3 separate regions of the Homo sapiens genome follow, and regions 2 and 3 are each linked to region 1. A link is a loop called in an ENCODE intact Hi-C map of the cell type or tissue named here. Cell type or tissue: dorsolateral prefrontal cortex. All regions are shown on one strand. Links, peaks and the distances in the headings refer to the core of each region. The heading gives the core; the rest is flanking DNA.

Evidence for each region. Peaks named below come from ENCODE experiments on the same cell type or tissue, not always from the same donor. Only the 100,000 strongest peaks of a DNase experiment are listed, where the experiment ranks them.
Region 2: a loop joins it to region 1, with 5 times the contacts of the local background. A loop is called at or near these places in 8 of 110 quality-filtered maps.
Region 3: a loop joins it to region 1, with 2.8 times the contacts of the local background. A loop is called at or near these places in 5 of 110 quality-filtered maps.

What each region holds. Positions count from the first base shown.
Region 1 is chr15:82,644,510-82,651,553 of GRCh38, reverse strand. CPEB1 (cytoplasmic polyadenylation element binding protein 1) reads left to right here and starts at 4,191. Exons shown (of 13, transcript NM_001365242.1): 1 at 4,191-4,417. It overlaps CPEB1-AS1 (CPEB1 antisense RNA 1), which reads right to left and starts at 3,784. Exons shown (of 4, transcript NR_046096.1): 1 at 2,746-3,784; 2 at 1,613-1,783; 3 at 1,408-1,525. RefSeq lists a silencer at 3,402-3,971. In dorsolateral prefrontal cortex, for the core only: CTCF peaks have their summits at 3,930 and 4,130; DNase peaks (open chromatin) are centred at 3,523, 3,953, 4,863, 5,140 and 2 weaker places; H3K4me3 peaks cover 4,473 bases; H3K27ac peaks cover 4,353 bases.
Region 2 is chr15:82,568,220-82,574,857 of GRCh38, reverse strand. CPEB1 (cytoplasmic polyadenylation element binding protein 1) reads left to right here. Exons shown (of 13, transcript NM_001365242.1): 4 at 3,326-3,514. Among named protein-coding and RNA genes, the nearest start is that of RPS17, 31 kb to the right of the region's middle. In dorsolateral prefrontal cortex, for the core only: no CTCF peak of the experiment used is centred there; DNase peaks (open chromatin) are centred at 2,307, 3,037, 3,462, 5,667 and 1 weaker place; H3K4me3 peaks cover 3,906 bases; H3K27ac peaks cover 4,841 bases.
Region 3 is chr15:82,706,663-82,713,706 of GRCh38, reverse strand. It overlaps AP3B2 (adaptor related protein complex 3 subunit beta 2), which reads left to right and starts at 3,832. Exons shown (of 27, transcript NM_001278512.2): 1 at 3,832-4,113. The coding sequence starts at 4,001. It also overlaps the pseudogene LOC338963. RefSeq lists silencers at 3,779-3,828, 4,049-4,308. In dorsolateral prefrontal cortex, for the core only: a CTCF peak has its summit at 4,060; DNase peaks (open chromatin) are centred at 3,786, 4,196 and 4,482; H3K4me3 peaks cover 2,907 bases; H3K27ac peaks cover 2,466 bases.

The DNA of each region.
Region 1 (7,044 bases), core at 1,329-6,328:
GCGGTGGCAGGTGTCTGTAATCCCAGCTACTCTGGAGGCTGAGGCAGAAGAATTGCTTGAACCCGGGAGGCTGAGATTGCAGTGAGCCGAGATCGTGCCACTGCACTCCAGCCTGGGCGACAGAGCAAGACTCCACCTCAAAACAAACAAACAAACTCTTTTAGTAAACCAAAGTTTTTAATTCCAGTGTGGTCAAATGTATTGTCTTCCTTTATATCCTGTGCTTATTGTTCCAATCTTATTTTTCCAAGTTTACAAAATTCATCCACGGGCTGAGGTAAAAAAAAATTCTCCTATATTTTCTTCTGAAAAAATTCTAAGTAAAGCTTTTCAGAATTGTATTTTTAACTTACTTTTGTGTACGATGAAAGGTGGGGCCAATCCACTCTTTCTTTTTTTTTTTTTTTTGAGATGGAGTCTCGCTCTGTCACCCAGGATGTAGTGCAGTGGTGAGATCTCGGATCACTGCAAGCTCCGCCTCCTGGGTTCATGCCATTCTCCTGCCTCAGCCTCCCAAGTAGCTGGGACCACAGGCGCCCACCACCATGCCCAGCTAATTTTTTGTGTGTATTTTTAGTAGAGACGGGGTTTCACCATGTTAGCCAGGATGGTCTCGATCTCCTGACCTCATGATCTGCCTGCCTAGGCCTCCCAAAGTGCTGGGATTACAGGCATGAGCCACCGCGCCTGGCCCCAATCCACTTTTTTATCCCACTTAAAAGGAACTTGAAAAAACAAAGAACATGGTTTCTTCTGTACAGAGCTTGGCAAAACTTGAGCAGAGACTGTGTGTGTCTACCTTGTGGTCTTGAGTTCCTGAGTGAATTCCTTTTCTTATCTTTTGCAACCAGGAAATTATTTTCTCCCATCAAACTTCTCTCTTCTTTTAGCTCTCTGCCTCCTGCAGAAGCACTGAACACTTGAGCATATAAAAGACTATAGGGTCCCTCCTGTTTCCCTAGTACACATATTTAAAATGTAGTCCAGCTAATTATATAGTTGGACTTAAAATCAGTATTGTAAGTCTGGGGCTTGACTGCAGAGACAGTGCCAGGCATAGCTGGGCTCAAAGGCTGTTTGTTGACTGGGAGAATAGATAATGCTGCCTATTTGTTTCTGCTGCTTCTGCCAGTGACCAGCTGTGGGGACTTGACCAAGTCATTTAATAAATTCACCTCTGTCACTTTCCACACCCTGCCCTGTGGATTATGGTCACCTTCAGAGGGACTGTTCTTCCTGTATGACCTGCAGGCCTAGCCAAGTCCAGGTAGGGAACAAGGACTTGCCCACACCTGAGGTCATGACTGCATTTGGTCAAAGTTACCTCTTCTCTCAACATCTGCAGTCAGCTCTGGGGTCATTCACAGATAAGCACACACATAAGCATGCTGGAAGTTTTATTCTCACCTGGTTAAGACTTCAGGCTCTGAAACCAGAAGACTGCCTTGGTTTGAGTCTTTGCTCTCACACTTTTAGCTGGGAGTCTTTTGGCAAGTTACTTAACTTCTTTGAGCTTCAGTCTCATCTGCAAAATGAGATAACATAGGTAAAGCACTCAAAACTTTCCCACGCGCACAGTAAGTGGTCAGTGAAGACGAGCTATTATTATTACCTGCAACAGAAAGTTTAGGGAGAGAGATTTTAGGCAGCAGAAGTTTCTGTTCCAAGTCTCTTGAAAGATGCCTTCATTTTCTTATGGTTGACAGTTTTGAAATATGACAGGGCCTCCAGACACCCGCTCCCTTGGGCACTATTCTGGGTTTCAGGTTCTTATCTTGCTCAGCTTTTGGGTCAGAGAGGAGGAAACGATGTCAGGGATCACAAACTGGCAGCCGGTGAGCTGCATGGGGCCCCTGGACATGCTGGGCTTGGCTCTTTTCATTTGAATTAATAACCAACATTAAAATTCACATTCAAGATTTCACTTAAAAAAGTACTTCCAGCTTTTCTTGAAAGATGACTGGGCTGGGACCTCGTTTCTACATGGTGCCCACCAGCTAACAGCCCTTTTGGGTGTGCCTTGGGCCTTCAGTGCTGTCGCCCACCCTCACTTGGCTCCTGTGCTGTAGGCATCTGGGTGTGCCACCCTATCAGAAGCAGCCATCCTACGCTGCTTGTGGGCCAGGACAAGACTCAAGTAGGCTACTCCTGGAGAAAGCATGGCTCAAGAGGTAGGGGTCCCAGCGAAGTTGCTCCTGCCTTGTCCCTGTAGTCATCACCCTTTCTGCCCATGACCTCAGCAACCCAAAGAAGCTCCTGTAAGTAGACCAAGTGGATGGAGACTGGCCAACTCCCACTGTCACTCACCCCCTCGTGGACTTCTACTCTTATGCTCACCACCCTTCCCCCCTTAATCCTTCTGAAACACTAGACTATAATATCAGCTTCCTCTTTCTCCATCACCTCAGGCAGAAACTGACAGTTACCTGTCCCTCTCCCCTTAGCCATTAGATCAAGCCCAGGAAGACGGCAGCACCATCCTTCCTAAGTGCCAGGAGAGGACCGGAGCATAGTTAGTGCTTATTAAATAGTATCATGATAACATGACACATGTAAAACACTTAGCAATGTTCAATAAACTCTGGTCCCTTTCCTCCCCACTCCAGTCCCTTGTTTTCCCCCTTTTCTGTCCAACCTCTTCTATGTCTCCAGCAACACCTTAAAACAGACCCGACAACTGCCAACCCCTTTTACAATTCTCTAATAGTTTTCCTGCTGTCTGCAGAATAAAGGCCCCTTACAAACCGGGCCCAGGCTTCCCTCCGGCGGTATCAGGTCGCATCATCCTCAGTCCTGGTCAGAGGGAGCCGCTCGGTGCCGTCCTCCCTCTCTGCCTTTGCTTGATCTTCCGCCTGGAATGCCATCTCCGACTCTGCGTTTGCCTGGGGTTTCCGGTCCGCCCCTGCGCCAGGTGCCCTAGGACGCCTGCCCTGGAGCCCTCGCCCTATCCCTTGCCCTATTTCTGTGAAACTTTCTATCTCAGTGTGTCAGGAGCGCCGGAAGCGGTTTCTCCGGAGAACTCCGGTCCAAAGAGGACCAGTGATGTCTTTGGAACTTTCTGGAACTTCCTGACTCTCGCGGCCCCCTCTGCAGCGCACGGAGCAGAGGGTCTAAAGTGAGTGCGCCTCCTGGAGCCCAGGGGCTACAGTTCCGACCAAGGATGCCAGGGCAGGCTCTCGCCCTGGAGAGATCACTGGAAGAGAAGGAGCGCGGACACGAGGCTCTACTGACGAAGCGATCGCCGCCGCTCGCAGGGGCTTGTAAATCGTGCCCTCTTTCGTTAAGAGGGAAACTGAGGCCCAGGGCAGACAGTGACTCGGCAAGGGTCACTTAGGTGATGGCGCGCTCAGGCTTAGGTCTCTGGCCCCCCAGGGGGCAGCTGTGGCTAGCAGCGGCGGCAGTCCCCGCCGGGTTCCGGGTGGGCGGCGGAGCCCTCCTCGGCTCGGCCTGCTAGGAGGGGCGGGGCGCGAGGGGGCGGAGGCGAGGGCCCGGGCGGGGCCGACACAGGTGCTCCGCATCCGGCCGGGGGGCGGCTCCGAGGAGCGGCTCGTAGGAGCTTCATAAGCTGCCGGGGTGCGGGGCTGCGCGCGGCCCGCTGCAAAAATAGTGCCCACGTGCGTGCGCGTCTCTCGCCCGCCGGCTGGCCGGTCAGCCCGTCAGCCCCGCAGGGCCACACCGGCCCCATGGCGTTCCCGCTGGTAAGAGCCACCCGCCGCTCGCCTGGGCGGGGCCGCGTCCCGGCCGCAGTAGCTAACGGTCCGCGCGCAGCCGGGTCCGGCGCCGCGGTACCCCCATCCCCCGCCCCGTGCGGGCGAGTCCCGGGCGGGGCGCGGTCACGTGCCCGCGGGCGTGGGGCCTCGTGGAGGGGTGGAGGGCGAGGGGGGCAGGGAGCCTCCTCGTGACTCAGGGCCTTTGGGCTTAAAGGCGCCGCAGCCCTGCGGGGGCGGCCGGTGGGGCCTCCGAGCCGCACTGCGGCCTCCAGGCGGCCTCGAGCGTCTGTCCAGACGGGAGCTGACCGGACATAAAGGAGCACCGGCGCCCGGAACGTTTCTTTCTCACACTGCCGTCGCACGGGAGACCCGAAGCCGCTGGCGCTGGAAGCTCACGCCCCCTGCGGGTCTCTTTAGCACCCGGCGCGCGGTGGGGGCGCCCGGGCGGGACGGGGCGGGGCTGCTGACGGCGTAGACCCCGTGCTCTGTGGAGAGCCCCACGACGGCGGCGGTCGCGGCACCTTTAAGGTGGAGGGCTCAAGCCCCTCGTGCGGCTTCCCAATCCTGGGCAGGTCACGTGGCTTCACACCTTCGCTTGGCGCCGGAGAGGGAGTCTCGGGGGCGGGGCTGGCCAGGTAGTGTGGCGCGAGGGCGGAAGACTGGCGGGGCTTCGTGCCCGGGAGACCCGCCGGGCTGGCGGCATTGAGGTGGGTCCTGGTCATGGGCGGGAGAGGGTTAGGCTTGCAGGCCGCGGAGGTGGCGTAGGCGGGGAGCGACCCGAGCCCACTCTGGGCTGTGCTGTTCGGACCCTCAGCCTGGCGAGTGGGTGCATGTGGCCTGGCGTTCTGGTCATTCTCCTCAGTGCCGGACGAGGCCAGGTGCCCAGACTCAGGGGCGGCCTCAGGTTTGGCGGAGCAGCGGCTGGGGCCCTGGACGAGTCGCCCCCCGTGATGACGAGCGGTTGGGCGGGCCTGTGCCCGCCTGGAGTCACCTGAGTGTGGGGGGACTCACCCACAAAGGGGTCCTCACCTTGGGGTGTCCCACCCGGCGTCATTCCCCGAGGCTTTTTCATGTCATGGGTTCCTCAGCGGTCGAGTCGACCGAGGCTTTGCTGCCTCATTCCTAGAGGACCCAGGGAGACCAGAAGGCTCTGTGAGCGGCCCCGCGTTGACCCCGTGACCGAGAAAAGCCAGGCAGACGCCTGGGCTCTTGGGCGCTTTCGTGGGCGCGCGCTTATTTTTCGGGGGCACTTTGCTCCCTGCAGCCCTGGCCCCTTGCACCGTGCTCTCAGCTGGGGGAAGAGAGTCGGGAGCCGAATTCGCTCTTAGAAGCCGGGGTGCCTCCCGCCAGGCCCGCCTGGGAGGAGGCCGCGTCTCTCCTCCCCCGCCCCGCGCCTGCAGCCCCGGCCCTGACTGACGCCGCATTTCTCTGGCAACCGCTTCCCTTGGTCTCCCTGGCTACCGCCCAGCCTCCCCGCGCTCTCTCCTGGCACCTGAGTCAACTACTGGGCTGTGTCGTTGGTGGGGAAGAGGGGCAAGTGGGTGGGGTTCCTATTCTGGAAGGCACAGGTGCACCGCCCGCCTCTTGGCTGCCCCTCAGGTGACGGTGCGGTCCCTTGCTAGCGGGAAGAGTGTCTGCTAAGGACAGTTTGCACCCTGAGGCTCATGTTCCCTTTGAGTCTAGGGACACATGCTGGGTTAAAAAATAAAAATAAATTCAAACAGGACCCAACCTTGGAAACCTCAAGTTGGTGATTGTTTTCCTGGTTGGTTTTTTGCATAGTTAGAAAAGCTTGTGGAGCTCAATGGGGCTGCTGGCTGTCGGAAAACCCTGGGGACGGTGTTTTGGGGACTCATCACTGGTCTTTTATTTGTCCCCATTGAGCTGGCTTGGAGCTGAACTGTATTCCCAGAGCACGTTGCTGTAGGAGTTTGGCTTTTTATTTTTTAATATTTATTTATTTATTTATTTATTTTGAGAGGGAGTCTTGCCCTGTCACCCAGGCTGGAATGCAGTCTCGCGATCTTGGCTCACTGCAGCCTCCGCCTCCCGGGTTCAAGCGATTCTCCTGCCTCAGCCTCCTGTGTAGCTAGGATTACAAGCTCGTGCCACCACGCGCGGCTGATTTTTGTATTTTTAGTAGAGATGGGGTTTCAGCATGTTAGCCAGGATGGTCTCGAACTCCTGACCTCGTGATCCGCCCACCTCGGCCTCCCAAAGGGCTGGAATTACAGGCGTGAGCCCCCTTGCCTGGCTGAGTTTCGCTTTTTAAATTTTTTGTCACGGCGATTTAAACTTTGGGTGGCCTGGTAGTGCCTGCTCAGTTTATAGAAGTAGGATTTGGAAGTTGACTACTCTGTGTGTAAGTCAACCTTTGTAATAAAAAAGTACGGCCCGGCCCCATGACTCACGCCTTTAATCCCAGCACTTTGGGAGGCCCAGGCGGGCAGATCACCTGAGGTCAGAAGTTCAAGACCAGCCTGGCCAACAAGGTGAATTCCCGTCTCTCCTAAAAATACAAAAATTAGCCGGGCATGGTGGTGGGCGCCTATAATCGAAGCTACTTGGGAGGCTGAGGCAGGAGAATCGCTTAAACCCAGGAAGTGGAAGTTGCAGTGAGCCGAGATCAGCCACTGCACTCCAGCCTGAACGACAGAGCGAGACTTCGTCTCAAAAAACAAAACAAAACTTGGTTTCCCCCCTCCGAACCGTTTGTCTTGTAAACAACTCCCTGGTCTAGGCTCCCATGTGTGGGAGGGAGGTTGTGCCAGCCTGTGCAGCACATCAGAGGTTGGAGAGCTGATGCCTGTGGTGAATAATCATGGAACCGTTTGCAGTTTGGGTTAGGCCATAGGCGTTTGATACAGGAATGGTTCTATGTGCTTTTCTTTCGCTGTAGTGCACAAACCAGTGCCCATGAAGTAAAAAGTGGAGGAGGAAGATAAAGTAGTAAGACTCCAGGCTCAGCACCAAACTTAACTAGTGACCAAATGATAATAGCTGCCTTAATAAGCATTTTCACTGAGCACAACCATTAGTTTTATTCTTAGTCTTTAAAATGGGTTGCAAACTCAAACCCTATAGGGGCCAGAGGTAACATAAATGAGCAAAGGAGGAGGAAAGAAAGGTAATGGCTTCTGAACTACAGAGTATGTGCCTCTTTGAAAGGAGCAGCCACTAGCTGATTGTTGCTCAGCAAAAATGTGGGCCCAGAGTCGGTGGATCTTTGACTTGCTTCTAAACTGGCTATCTCTATTTTGATGGATCTCCTGACTTTTAAATGTAGCATTAAAAAAATTTTAAACACTATAGACCAAATGTAACATGTCTTTAA
Region 2 (6,638 bases), core at 1,017-6,016, 76 kb after region 1:
TATCAGACCATAACCCCACTGTAGTTGAGGAACATCTGTATATTAATTTTGTGGGTATCACTTTTTAGCGCTGTTGAGTCTTCCAGTACATGAACATGGTTTATGATTTTTTTTTTTTTTTTTTTTTTTTTTTTTGAGACCGAGTCTAGCTCTGTTGCCCAGGCTGGAGTGCAGTGGCACGATCTTGGCTCACTGCAACCTCTCCCCTTCCTGGGCTCAAGCAATTCTCCTGCCTCAGCCTCCTAAGTAGCTGGGACTGCAGGCGTGTGCCACTGTGCCTGGCTAATGTTTTTTGTATTTTTAGTAGAGACAGGTTTTCACCACGTTGGCCAGACTGGTCTTGAGCTCCTGACCTCAAGCGATCTGCCTGCCTCAGCCTCCCAAAGTGCTGGGATTACAGACTTGAGCCACTGCACCTGGCCTCAAATATTTTCTTTAATCCTCACAAAACACCTAAAAGATGGCTACTGTTGCATCTTTAAAGAAGAAAAGATTCTCAGAAAGACACAGTGGCAGACCTGGTGAGCAGAGCAAGGTCTGTCAGTCATCTAAAGCTGTTGATTTTTCCAGCCTGCCACACTAATGGTTTTAACAGGTATGGCCTGCATTGAGTTGGAGCTAGTGAAGAAATCCTACAATGGTAGTGAAAATCTTTATCTAGAAGAAACAACAGATTGAGGAATGTCTGGATAAGGAGGAAGGTGAGGTCTGTGGTGGGGGTTGTAGGGGTGAGGGTAGAATTATACTGTGTGTAGAACTCCAAGCTCCTGGATGCATGTAGCCATTTGGTCTTAAATGGGTTTAACAGACCTGTTGCTCAGGCCTGGGGTCTTTCAGCTTGGGGTGGGAAGATTGTGTTAGTTGTACACATCAGTACTGTTCAAACTTTTGAGATGGGAACTACTTTGTCGCCCAGGCTGGAGTACAGTGGTGCAGTCATGGCTTTCACTGCTGCCTTGAACTCCTGGGCTCAAGCAATCTTCCCAAAGTTCTGGGATTATAGGCATGAGCCACCACACCCGACTGCTCAAACTTTTTTTGCATACATATATATTAACTGGGGATCTTGTTAAAATGCAGATCTCAATTCTGTCGGTCTTGGGTGGGGCCTGAGACTCAGTATTTATAACAAGCTCCTGGTGATGCTCATATTGCTGGTCTGCCACACTGTATTTTGAGTAGCAAGAGCATAGTTGATTCTCTCCTCGTGAGGGATGGGGGTAATCATATGCACAGTCACCCTGATTTTAATGGGTAGAAAATGGCTGCTTCTAGACATAGATGCCCTCAGATTGGGGTATGGGGATTATATAGATATTTGGTGTAGGGGAGAATAGATACTTAAATATGGATGTTTTTGAAGGAAGCATTGTGTTTTGGTAACTAATATGTATGGGTGAAGTCTAAAGTATATCCTTAGCTTGAGGGAAGGGTGAACATAGAGAAGCAGGAGGGGAGTAGTCAGGGGTAGGGGCAGCACCAGTATGGGTGATTTTTGCTAGGCCTTTGCCATGATGAACAAGGCTTTGACAAACACAGATAGGGAGCAAGCAGAATATCTACAGCCAGGAGGAATAACGTGGATGGATGACACAGCAGCAAAGCTTTAAAAAAAAAAAAAAATCTCCAAAGGAAGGAGACTGATAATTTTCCCTTCTAGGCTATGCCTGAGTGCCTGTGGACACAGGGTGTACTGCAGGAAGTTCTGAACAGCTATTTCTGTGGCAGCATTATTCTCTCGACCCTGCCATGGGAGGTCCCAGGTGGGCATGCTTCCCGTATCTGCTTGCTTCTCCTTGCAACAGGGGAGAACAAGCAGGTGGAGTGCTACCAGCTGAGTCCAGGTTTGAGCAGCCTGCCTGGTGAGTCTGGGCCTGTTGCCCTACCCTCCTTTATGAGGAAGAAGCCCAGTGACCCTGGGCTCATGTTGGAAAAGGACCGATGTGGGAGGAGATGGCAAAGAGGAAATGGCGGAAGCTCCAGAAGCTGAATTTTCTTAGTCTTTGTTGCTGGAGCTGTGAGTGGCCACAGAAATAAGCATTGGTCTTGTGCAGCACCTCTGAGAGAGGGCCTGGATGTTAGAGGCATCAGTGGCCCTCACGGCTGCCCTGTATCATGCTCAGGGCTCCTGGAAGGGCAAGAGAAGCAATATTGACAGAGCTAGGTGATTAGGTTTCAGAGTTTGGTGTTTCTAATAGGGCGTAACGATACTTCAGAGACTGTTTCTCTTGGTTTGTCAGATGCTGCTTCGAGAGTGTTTCCTCAGTCTGTGCCTACAGTTGCAGGAGGGAGGGGAGGAGCTGAGCCGCTGTATCTGTTCATGACTAATACCCATCTTGTTGGGATGAGGGAACCTGGGCACAGGGATTATCCTAGTCAGGGCAGGTCTCACTCTGGCATGTGGGTTGTGGGCCATGTCCTTTGAGGTGTACCTGGAACAGCCCAGTGACTCTCCCCCACTCTGCCAACGCTTACCCCCTTTCTCTGTGATAAGCTGCTCTAGACAAGCCTGGAACACCAGGTGTTGTTCCCCAGGGTCCAAGTGTACAGTATTTTTCTGAAGGTTATCTTGTTCCTCAGTGGTAAACACTGCTGTGTCAGGGTGCTGCTCAGGGGCCACTTGGAGCACAGATTTTTGCTAGCAGGACTGTGAAGCTTTGCATTGGGCTGCAAAGCCAGGGCTTGAGCCAGCAGCTGGAGAGAGTCCAGGACTAGAGTGTTTTTGGGTTTGGGGGTGGAGAGCAGGGGGAGGGAAAGGGAGGGGCAGGAGGGCAGAGCCACACGAGCAGGCAGTCGGCTGCTTTGGCTCTGCTGTCGGCGGAGAGGACTTCAGTCGTGCGTGAGGGCTGCTTGGCCACCATTGCTGGAGACCGGAGGGCGCTGCCTTGCAACCCAGACTTAACGGCACTGCACCGGGACTATTCCAAGTAGCTGTTGTGCTGTCTTTCCCTGGGAGGCAAGTCTCCTCCCTGTCGTCCCCTCCTGCTCCTCCCCCGTTCTGTGAGGGATGATGCCGCTCTCTATTGCACGGCTCAGCCGGCTGATGTCACTGGCAGCGGGAAGCATCAGCAGCCTGATCACATGCTGGCCCAGTCTGTAATGCAGACGGGATAGGGGTGTGTGTGTGAGGGGAGGGGGCCTGTATGGCAACTGCTCTTGCCCCAGCGTCCCCAAAAGTGCAGAGGCAGCGGCTGCAGCATCCAGCCAGCTTGGATGTCTGGCCTGTGAGCCTGGGGAAACTATTATTAATAATATTTACTGTTGATAATATTGGGGAAAACAGCCCTTAACTCTGAGGTTTCTGCTGTGCTCCTTTCCAAAACAGACTTCCAGGACTCTGAAGAAACAGTTACAAGCAGGATGCTTTTCCCAACCTCTGCGCAAGAATCTTCCCGTGGCCTCCCAGATGCAAATGACTTGTGCCTTGGCCTGCAGTCCCTCAGTCTGACAGGCTGGGACCGACCCTGGAGCACCCAGGACTCAGATTCCTCAGCCCAGAGCAGCACACACTCGGGTGAGTGCCAGAGAATGAGTTGGCTGGGGTAAGGGGATGCATGGGGGTGGTGAACGAAGATATCCACAGCAACAGTTGTTCTGTTCCCCTTTGCATCACTCCCCACCATACACACATACAACATGGAGCTGTTTTGCAAGAGATGGAAATGCAAGCTGTGAGTGTGGCAGGACAGATGGCTCCACGTAAAGGCAGGCATGGCTCTTCCACTTACCCTGATAAATTCCCTGGAGTTGTTAGTCTGCACCTGGAGTGGCCCTGAGGAGGGTCCCCAAGGCGTGGTGGCCTTGTGCAGAAAAGATCCAGCTAACCCCCTGGTGCCCAGGCCTGTCTTGGAGATGATGAAGCAAAACACTTTTAGGTGGGGGAGGGGAGTTAAGGGGTTGATTACTGGATGACCAGAATTACTCAGTGGTTTTAAAAACCAGGGAGTTATATGAAGAGTGAGTGGTCTCTGAATCATGGCAAGGGAAGGATTTTAACCTCAGATGAGGCTGGATAATGCACTGAGATATTTGGAATTGACTTAACATAGGGTTCAGAGCATTGATCCTGGAAAGGGGTAGGCAGGGTGAGTGGGGTGGGGTAACTCCCAGCTATAGAATCTTTTTTTTTTTTCCCTTTGTGTTGAGAGTGACCAGCTGGATAAAAGAAGAGCCACTCCCCTTTAGGATCCCTTGTCTTCTTGGTAGGGTTCAGTGGGGACAAACTAAAGGGACTTCTTGGCAGCCCCCCCTTAAATTGCTTCTGCTTATACCTTCTGTTACCTGTTTATTTCCCTCTTGTGGTACAAGGAGGAGGGTTGCCTAAATACAAGTCTTGGAGTATTCAGGAAGAAATGTGAACTTAAACACTACAGGTATACTTACAAGCTACATATTTTGCTTTATGTAAATTATAATAAAGAGGTATTGGCAGCAGATACTCTAGGAAAATGAAAAGGTGGTAAGGGGCGGGGGGGAGGGGGTGGTACAGCCATTCGCTGTTGGTACTGACAGTGGGAAACACCAAGTCTGCTGTCCTTCCCTTCCCTCCCTGGTCCAGGAACCGGCAGCCATGGCAGCAAGGTACTGTCTTGTTGATTTCTGTGGCCTCCACCCTGTTTGGCGCAGGTCTTTTTTTAGAATGCTTTGCAGAGCCTGGGCCCGTTGTGTCTGTTAGGCATTTTAATGCCCAGTTGTTTTGGTAAAACCCCATTTAGGAGAGGGGTATTGAAATTGTTTTATGTGGATGTGGATGGGGAGAGCTTTACCTTAAGTAACTATCTCTGGGTTAAGATAGGGTTTCTTGAAGTACTGGCCTTCTGCTGACTCAGGTTTTTCCAGAAAGGTCAGCAACTACCCTGTTCCCCTGGGCAAGGAAGTATGGTATCACTGTTTGGTATTCTATGCCTGGAGACCACGGTACTTTGTTTTGTGTGTTCTTGACGCCAACCTTGGGGGCCTATGAAGCCAGCCTCCCCTGTCCTCACTTCCACCGTATCTGAGCAAAAGATAGAAGAACTCACACAGGAGATGGGCACCTGTCTGTGGGTGATCAGTGTTTGACCAAGGCACTGTCTTTCATTGGCATCAGGTTGAAGTATAGCCCTTCTTTGGCTCTCATTCTCTAAGCTACAATGCTCTTTCTGAAATACATTATAACATTGGGCCCATAGAAATGCAGGTGTGCCCCACTGGGGGCTTGGAGAGCTTGGTCTGAAAGTTACTATGAAATTGAGCTATTAAAAGTAGCTTGGATCTAGTCATAATATCCACAGCTTCTCCACCACCTGAAAGGCCTGTGCTTGTAGCTGTTTGTCTCTGAAATAGAAATGGTTTTTCTTTTCCACTTTCCATCCCAAGCACTTTAGTGATAAATATTACATGATTTTGTCGACCAGGGAGGGACTGCAGCCTGAGCCTCAGAATTCATAAGGACCAGAACCAGAGTTGCCCCAGCAGTATGATCTGGCTGTGTAGGCAGGTTAGTGTGGGTATGTTTTCCTTTCTGAGGGTTGAGGACACACCCATCCCTAATCGTCATGTTGCCTTTGGTTTTGGAGCTGTGGTGACAGCCATTGCTCTTCTTTCCCTGGGCTCTGGGCCTTCTTGGAAAGCCCACATGAGGGTACTACCTCCTGGAGTAGGATGCAGCCCTCCCACCAGCCAGCTGCAGTGCCAGATCGTGCACCCTCACCAGCAATGCGGGAACATGCAGCCCACATTCCAGTGCCTACACTGCCTTTCCGTCTGAAAACCAGCTAGCTCAGTTGCTTCAGTGAGGGAGGAGGCTTTCAACAGCTCTGGGCATTTTCGGAGTTATCCTTGCAGATACCCTGTTACACTGTTGTCTCTGTGTAGAGACCAAGATGCAAGCTTATTCCTTGAGCTCTGCTTGGTGATATATTGCCCAAGGCAGCTATGGCATCACATCTGACCATCTTCTACCACTCTTAAGTAATGAGCAAGGTTGGAGATAGTAGGGCTGTTGGCTAAATTCATCTGGCAAACGTCGAGCATTCGTTGTGTGCAGCACTGGAAGTACAACATTGATTAAGATAAAATTGTTACCTTTAAGAATCTCCGTGGCTATCAAAGGAAAACAAATGAGGAGGTATACCGAGTGCTGCATCTGCTATGATAGGGGCTTTCATTTTTTCCCCTAAGGATTTTCTTCATTGTAACAACCTTTCATTGGATTCTTAGCTTTAGGCTGGTACATGGATACCATTCTCCAGGGGCCAGAGTACTTCTGCTATCTAGATTTCCTTGGCCTCAGAGTCCTGCAAGAAGACCCTGGGATAGAGTCTGTTTTTGAGAATTGTACCTGCAAGGCCTGCATGGGCTTGGATGTAACACTTTGTGGGGTCCTTCTCTTCTAGACTGTGCCTACCCTGAGGCACTATCCCTTGATGGGGAGGAAGACTTTGGGGGCAAGATGAGTGTTATAAGTGCGTTTTTCTCATACCCCAGTGCTACCCTTTCTCATGTCCAGGGCTACCCTTGTCCTGCTTGCAATGTCTTAAGATCTGTAGTGGAACAGAAGGGCTGTGGAAACTGTCCTCAGTATCCTGGAATGGGGCATGGAGTGACTAATAACCACCATTTATCGACTAATTTTTGTGCTAAGTACATCACATGAT
Region 3 (7,044 bases), core at 1,008-6,007, 62 kb before region 1:
GTCTTGTCCTCTCCACAGGTGGGGTGCCCACTGCTTCAACAGGGGCCAGAACAGTCTGCCCTCTTCCATAGCTGTAAACCTCTGCTTGGCCCAGCAGGAGTGAGGGTAGAGGGGAGTAGGGCTCAAGGTGCCCTCGCTACCTAGTAGATGGTAGGAGAGCATAACCAAAAGCCAAAGAGCTGTTTACATGACTGGGTTCTCCCTGTGGCCTTCTGAGATTGCAGGAGATGGAAAGGGGGAGACCGGATCCTAGGGGAACCCAATATTCAGGTTTTCCTGGGTTCCTGAGATGCAAGATTTCCAATTTTAAGACATGGGAAGTTGTAGGCAGACTGGGATGAGTTGGTCACCTGGGTCTTCCATAGCTCCCAGTCTGAGAAAATGAGACTCACCCAGTAATAAGCAGAAGATTTGGCTGGGTGAGGTGGCTCATGCCTGTAATCCCAGCACTTTGGGAGGCCGAGACAGGCAGATCACAAGGTCAGGAGTTTGAGACCAGCCTGGCCAAGATGGTGAAACCCCATCTCTACTAAAGATATAAAAATTAGCCGGGCGTGGTGGTGGGTGCCTGTAGTCCCAGCTACTCGGGAGGCTGAGGCAGGAAAATCACTTGAACCCGGGAAGCGGAGGTTGCAGTGAGCCGAGATCGTGCCACTGCACTCCAGCCTGAAGACAGAGCAAGGCTCCATCTTAAAAAAAAAAATGCAGAAGATACTATGGAATGGGCCAGGAGAAAAAGGAAGGATCAGGGATGGGAGAGACACAGTGAGCCACACAGTAGCTGGCATTCTGCATGGTGGGCCTGGGCAGCCTGGCTCTTCATTTGCATATGGGTCTTTCCCACCCCAGTCAAATCTGCTGGAGCCAATTCTGCTTCCTTCCAACAAAGATGCCCAGACACCTGGCGGTAGTGTGTTACTTCCTGCTCCCAGCTCCTCTAACACCCCTGGAGAGCTCCATGCCCACAGGTCTTACCTTCACCCACTTTCCCAGGCTCTTAGATCAAACATCAGGCACAGTGCAGGCAATGGGGCCATCCTCCCAAGTCCCAAAAGCCTTCTGTTTCCAGTAGAGATGGGAGAAGCCTGAACTAAGCAGGTTTCTCACTTCCTTATGGAGGAAGAAGAGCTAAGAGAGGTGACTGATTTTAGTACAAAGGGCACAGGGCACAGAAACATGCAGGAATACATTAGCTGCGTGCACTCCAGTGATACATAGCCTCTGTAAACCTGTTTCCTTATCCTGAAAATGGGGACATTGTTCCTATCTTGTGATTGTATTAAGGATCAAATGAGCAGCTGCTCAACAGAGGTTTCTGGAGAGGTCCTTCTCCACACAGACTTGGGAGGAGATGCTTGTCCTAGGTCCAAATCTCATCCAGGTTTCCCGATTTTTTCAGGTCTTCTGCTCAACTCAGGTACCAGCTGACACCCACCCAGTCCCTGGTGTTGCCTTCAGGAGCAGTGGCAAGATGGGAGCTGGTTGGGGAAGGGGATCCTAGCGCAGGGGGGAGGAGGAGAGAATGGAATGGCTGGACTTTGAGATGAGAAGACAGTTGGATGGGGAGGAGGCACCATTTGCTGGAACTGAAGGGTTCTCAGTAGGGGCTCGAGGCAGGATGTATCTGTGATATCTGGACCTCTGGAGTCCCTTAAGCACAAGGAGGCAAGTGTGTGGCAGTGAAGACATTCTGCCTTGGGCCCAAGCCCAAGACAGGTCTCCCTGAGCCCTGGGCAGACCATCCGACCTATGGTCATTGGAAGGACCCACCTCCTCCCTATCCCAGGCCTGTGTAAACGCCAGGAAGGCAGGTCCCTTTCTCCATGCAGGCCCTGACTGGGGCAGTCAGCACCATTAAGTTCTTCCTCTCTGAGGCTTTCCTGGGTCAACACTTCGAGGCTGTGTAGTTGGAGGGCAGGGAGCCTGAGCCAGGAGACGTCTTCCTGTTCAGGCTGATTCCCCCCACCTGACGCTGGTGCGGGGCCCACGTTGGCATATACTGTGGCCATGGAGAGATCATCCACTTTGAGGGTGAGTGCCTCCAGCAGAAACACAGGCCCAAGTCTGCGGAGAGGCTGCCCAGCCAAGCCACGCCCCACCAGTGAGCTGGCTACTCGGGGATAAAGACTGAAGTCCCAGGCTGGGGGTACGTTTCTCTGAAAATGGGGTTTGGGCACTCAGGGTCCCTGAGGTCTCAGGAAATGGGGGTGCGGGATCACAGGGCATAGGACCTAAGCCTGGCTCTGATCCGCACCCCTCTGGCGATCCCCGCAGGCAAGAACTCAGGAGGCTGTGGGCTCCTGGGAAGTTTCTGGGCTCCTGGAAAGGCATCGTATCCAAACAGGGGCAGCGCCCGCTGCTGCGCTCCTGCTGGCGCGTGCTGCGCAGAGTGAGCGAAGCGACGGACGCGGACCCACCATCCTATCACTCCATGCGCAGCAACTGTGTGCACTTTGCACTGTGTCTGCTCGTCCCAGGTCCCAGCCTGGACCCCCGGCAAATAGACGGGAGCTCCAGCAGGTCGGTGAGCGTGGCCCAGCTACCTGCACAGGACCCATCCCACCTCCTGAGCAGACTAGCCAAAGCGCCTTATAAACGCGCAACTGCAAAATCCAGGCCCTTCTCTTCCCACTCCCCACCCAGGCCAGTTTTCTCCAAATTCAAGATCCACTTTTCTCTGGCAGGCACAAAGCCACCGGAACCAAGCGGACCCACCCACTTGTCTAGGTTATCCCAACAGAACCTTCTCATTACCCCAATAGAACCTTACCCCAGTAGAATTACCCCCAATAGAACTTTTCTACTGAGCCAAGCTCCACCTTTCTGGGCCCCACTCCTTCCCAGGTAGGCCCGCCAATTCTGCCCATGGAGACTTCGGGATGCTAGTTACAGACCAAGACTCAGGCCTTAGGAACTCCTCCAGTCCCCATGCCCAGCTAAAAGACTCCAGCCACCTCAACTGATGCCCAACTGGATCCTACCTCTTCCCCCAGCCCAATTCACTACTTTCCATCGGATCCAAGCCTTCCTTCCTTGGGCCTAGGGGTCACTCGGGCTCGGGAGCTGAACTGGAGGGCTCACATGACTCAGGAGCCCTGGTGGTCACACCAGACCCTTCTCTTCCTTTTCAGGTGTCAATGGACGTGGACGTGTCCCCGGATTAAGCATGACCTTGGCCCTCCTGGGTGGACGTGGAGGCTTCAGAAAGATTCATTAAACTACTTTCCAAAGCTTAATTAGATGTTCACCGTCCTCTGTATCCTGTTTCCCATCTCTCTAAGCCCCCAAGGGCTCCTCGGAGCTCCCTGACCTTAATTCCTTAAATTCCGCCACCTCCAGGAAGCTCCTCGGCTTCCTGCTGCCAAGCCAGATTTTGTAGGAAAGGTGGGGCGGGAAAGGGAGCGTCCTTAGGTATCTGAGGCCGGTCCTCGGGTGCGGTGACCCCTTCCCGCTCTAGAACCCCCAGCCTGCGGGCACAGCCTTCTTTCCAGTTCCCGCTTTCCCTCCACGGCGTGGGTGAGCATCCGCGCGTGCGTCTGGGGAGAGCGGAGCCCCAGAGGCCCGTCCCGCCGAGGCCAGGTGGTCGGGGGTGGGGGCAGCTATTCCACATCCCCTGCAAGACGGTCCCAGCGTCCGTCCAGCAGACTCGCCCACCTTTAGATCTGGAGACGAGCCAAGTCGCTTTAAAGGGCAGAAGACGCCCTGAAGAGGGCATTTCCTAGGGATGGGCGGGGCCAGGCCCTGACGCACCGCCCCTGTCGCCTCCTCGCGGACACGCCCTCCGCTCGGCTGGCGCCGGTGCCTTTAAGACCTCAGCGCGCGGCCCTGATTGAGAAATCCGCGCGCAGCCTCCGCCGCTGCACACTGCAGCCTCTGCTGAACCCCTGCCGCGCCGCCGCCTTCGCCAGCCCGGACCGGACCGGCCCGCCTTCCCTTCCTCCGCTCCAGCCGGCCTCCGGCCCCGCAACCTCCTCCTCGGCGAAGTCTCCCTGGCCGCCCCATGTCGGCCGCCCCCGCCTACAGCGAAGACAAGGGCGGCTCCGCTGGCCCCGGGGAGCCCGAGTACGGCCACGACCCCGCGAGCGGCGGCATCTTCTCCTCCGACTACAAGCGGTGAGGGAGCCCGCCAGGAAGCTCGCGGGAGGGTTGGGGCCGGGGACCGGGCGAGGCGCGCGGGCACCATGGACAGCGCCCGGCCCCAGCGCCGGCCCCGCCCCGGCCGCGCCGACCGGAAGCCCGCCCGGCCCCCTCCTGCGGCCTGGAGCCCCGGCCCAGCGCGGGCAGCGCTGGCACCCCGGCTCCAGGGGCCGGCCTAGGACGCGGAGGGGGGCAGATAGGGGCTGGCGGGGGATGGGCCAGCTCAGTTTCGAGAGGAGAAACCCTCCGGTTCCAGGTGTTTCTCCGGTTTGCGGCGTTGCGTTAGGGGTTCCCTTCCTTTTTCGTGCTAGGCGGGTTGGCTTCCCAAAAATGTGGGGGAGGGGTCTGAGTCAGCGAACTTGAGCTTGAGCCTGGGGCCTCTTCAGGAAGGCGGGCCCTGGATGTACTTGCACAGCCTCCCAGCTTGGCCCTGCTGCAAATTCATTTCCCCTCCCTCTGGTCCCCATCTCCATCTGACCCTCACATCCCTGCTCCTGGCATTGCCCCTGTAGTTCAGCTCCACCTTCACACCCTCCCCCACCTTTGATTCGTTCGTTTGTTTCTTCATTTGTTTATTCGTAAATTCTGCAACAAGCATTTATGAAAAGCCAACTGTGTCGAGTCCTGAACTAGTCACGGAATACAACTGTGAACATGAGACCCTTCTTGTCCTCACGATGCTCTAGAGGGGAGCACAGATGAAGAAGCAGTCAGGGACAGTCGAGTGTAATGGGGGCAGTGGGAGCAGGGAGAGGACCTAGTCTCTGGCGCCGGAGAGAAGGAAGACAGGAGCGTGAGGTATGTTCCAGGCAGAGGAAAGGGCTTTCAGGAAGGTTGAGAGCCAGGCCACAATCTGTGTGAGCCACTGGACTGACCAGAAAAGAGGGTGGGGAGGACTCCTGAAGGATTCTAAGCAGGCGACATAATCAGATTTATATTTTAGAAGGACGTCAGGCTGCTGCATTGTGGAGAAGAGATTGGAGGTGGGCCAGATTGAACAAGAGACAAGGGAGGTGGGTCTTGAAGTTCACAGGCCTGGCATGATTGTGGCCTAGACCAGGGGAGAGGCAGAAGATTTGAGGCTGTGGAAGAGGTGGAAGCCTCAGACCTGATGATTAATTGGATATTGGGTGGGGGTTTAGAGGGACAGGGGGAGAAGATGAGGATTTTCACGCACGTCCATGTGAAGAGACCACCAAACAGGCTTTGAACAATAAAGCTTTTTAATCACTTGGGTGCAGGCCAGCTGAGTCCGAAAAAAGAGTCAGCGAAGGGAAATGGGGTGGGACCGTTTTACAGGATTTGGGTAGGTAGTGGAAAATTACAGTCAAAGGGGGTTGTTCTCTGGCGGTGGGGGGACACAAGGTGCTCAGTGGGGGAGCTTTTGAGCCAGGATGAGCCAGGAGAAGGAATTTCACAAGATAATGTCATCAGTTAAGGCAGGCACAGGCCATTTTCACTCTTCAGTTACTTCAGGCCATCTGGATGTATACGTGCAGGTCACAGGGGATATCATGGCTTAGCTTGGGCTCAGAGGCCTGACATTCCTGTCTTCTTTTATTAATAAGAAAAATAACATAAAATAGTGTTGAAGTGTTGGGGCAGCAAACATTTTGGCGGGGGGTGGTATGGAGAGATACTGCTTCTCCATAGCCTTGAAGGGCTGCTTCGAGCGGGATTGGGGTGGCGTGGGAACCTAGAGTGGGAGAGATTAAGCTGAAGGCAGATTCTGTGGTAAGGGATGATATTGTGGGGTTGTTAGAAGAAACATTTGTTGTATAGGATTATTGGTGATGGCCTGGATACGGTTTTGTATGAATTGAAAAACTAAATGGAATAAGAGAAGGAGAAAAACAGGTATTAAAGGACTAAGAATTGGGAGGACCCAGGACATCCAATTAGAGAGTGCCCAAGGAGGTTCAGCATAGCCCTGCCAGCAAAGATTATTTATTTACTTTAAGAGGGAGTTAAGACTGGCAGTTTGGGGATAGCACCAGGAGATATCAGCTGTAATGGTTTGGAGAAACAGTGTAAACCGGCAGTGTAAACAAGAGCAGGGCATGTATGAGTAGTTGAGTATGGTGAATAGGAGTATGACTAGTCAGAAGATAGTAGGGATGACAAGTTTTCTGGGGCACAGTCCAAGTTGGTCTGGTGTCTGGAATGAGACTGGGGCCTAATAAAAAGGAGCATCTATACAGGAGCTTGAATGGGCTGTACCCTGCAGCATTCCGAGGACAGGCCCAAATTCTGAGAAGGGCAAGTGGTAAAAGTATTGTCAGTCCTTTTTAAGTTGGTGGCTGAGCTTGGTGAGGTGTGTTTTTAAAAGACCATTAGTCCGTTCTACCTTTTCTGAAGATTGAGGATGGTAAGGGGTATGAAGGTTTCACTGAATACCAGGAGCCTGAGAAACTGCTTGGGTGATTTGACCAGTAAAGGCTGGTCTGTTATTGGACTATATAGAGGCGGGAAGGCCAAACTGAGGAATTATGTCTGACAGAAGGGAAGAAATGACCGCAGTGGCCTTCTCAGACCCTGTGGGAAAGGCCTCTACCCATCCAGTGAAAGTATCTACCCAGACCAAGACGTATTTTAGTTTCCTGACTCGGGGCATGTGAGTAAAGTCAATTTGCCAGTCCTGGGCAGAGGCAAATCCCCAGGCTTGATGTGTAGGGAAGGGAGGGGGCCTGAACAATCCCTGAGGAGTAGTAGAATAGCAGATGGAACACTGAGAAGTGATTTCCTTGAGGATAGATTTCCACAATGGAAAGGAAATGAGAGGTTCTAAGAGGCAGGCTAGCGGCTTGTAACCTACATGGAAGAGGTTATGAAATGACGAAAGAATAGAATGGGCCTGTGAGGCTAGAAGGAGATATTTTCCTTGGTCTGAGAACCATTTGCCTTGTG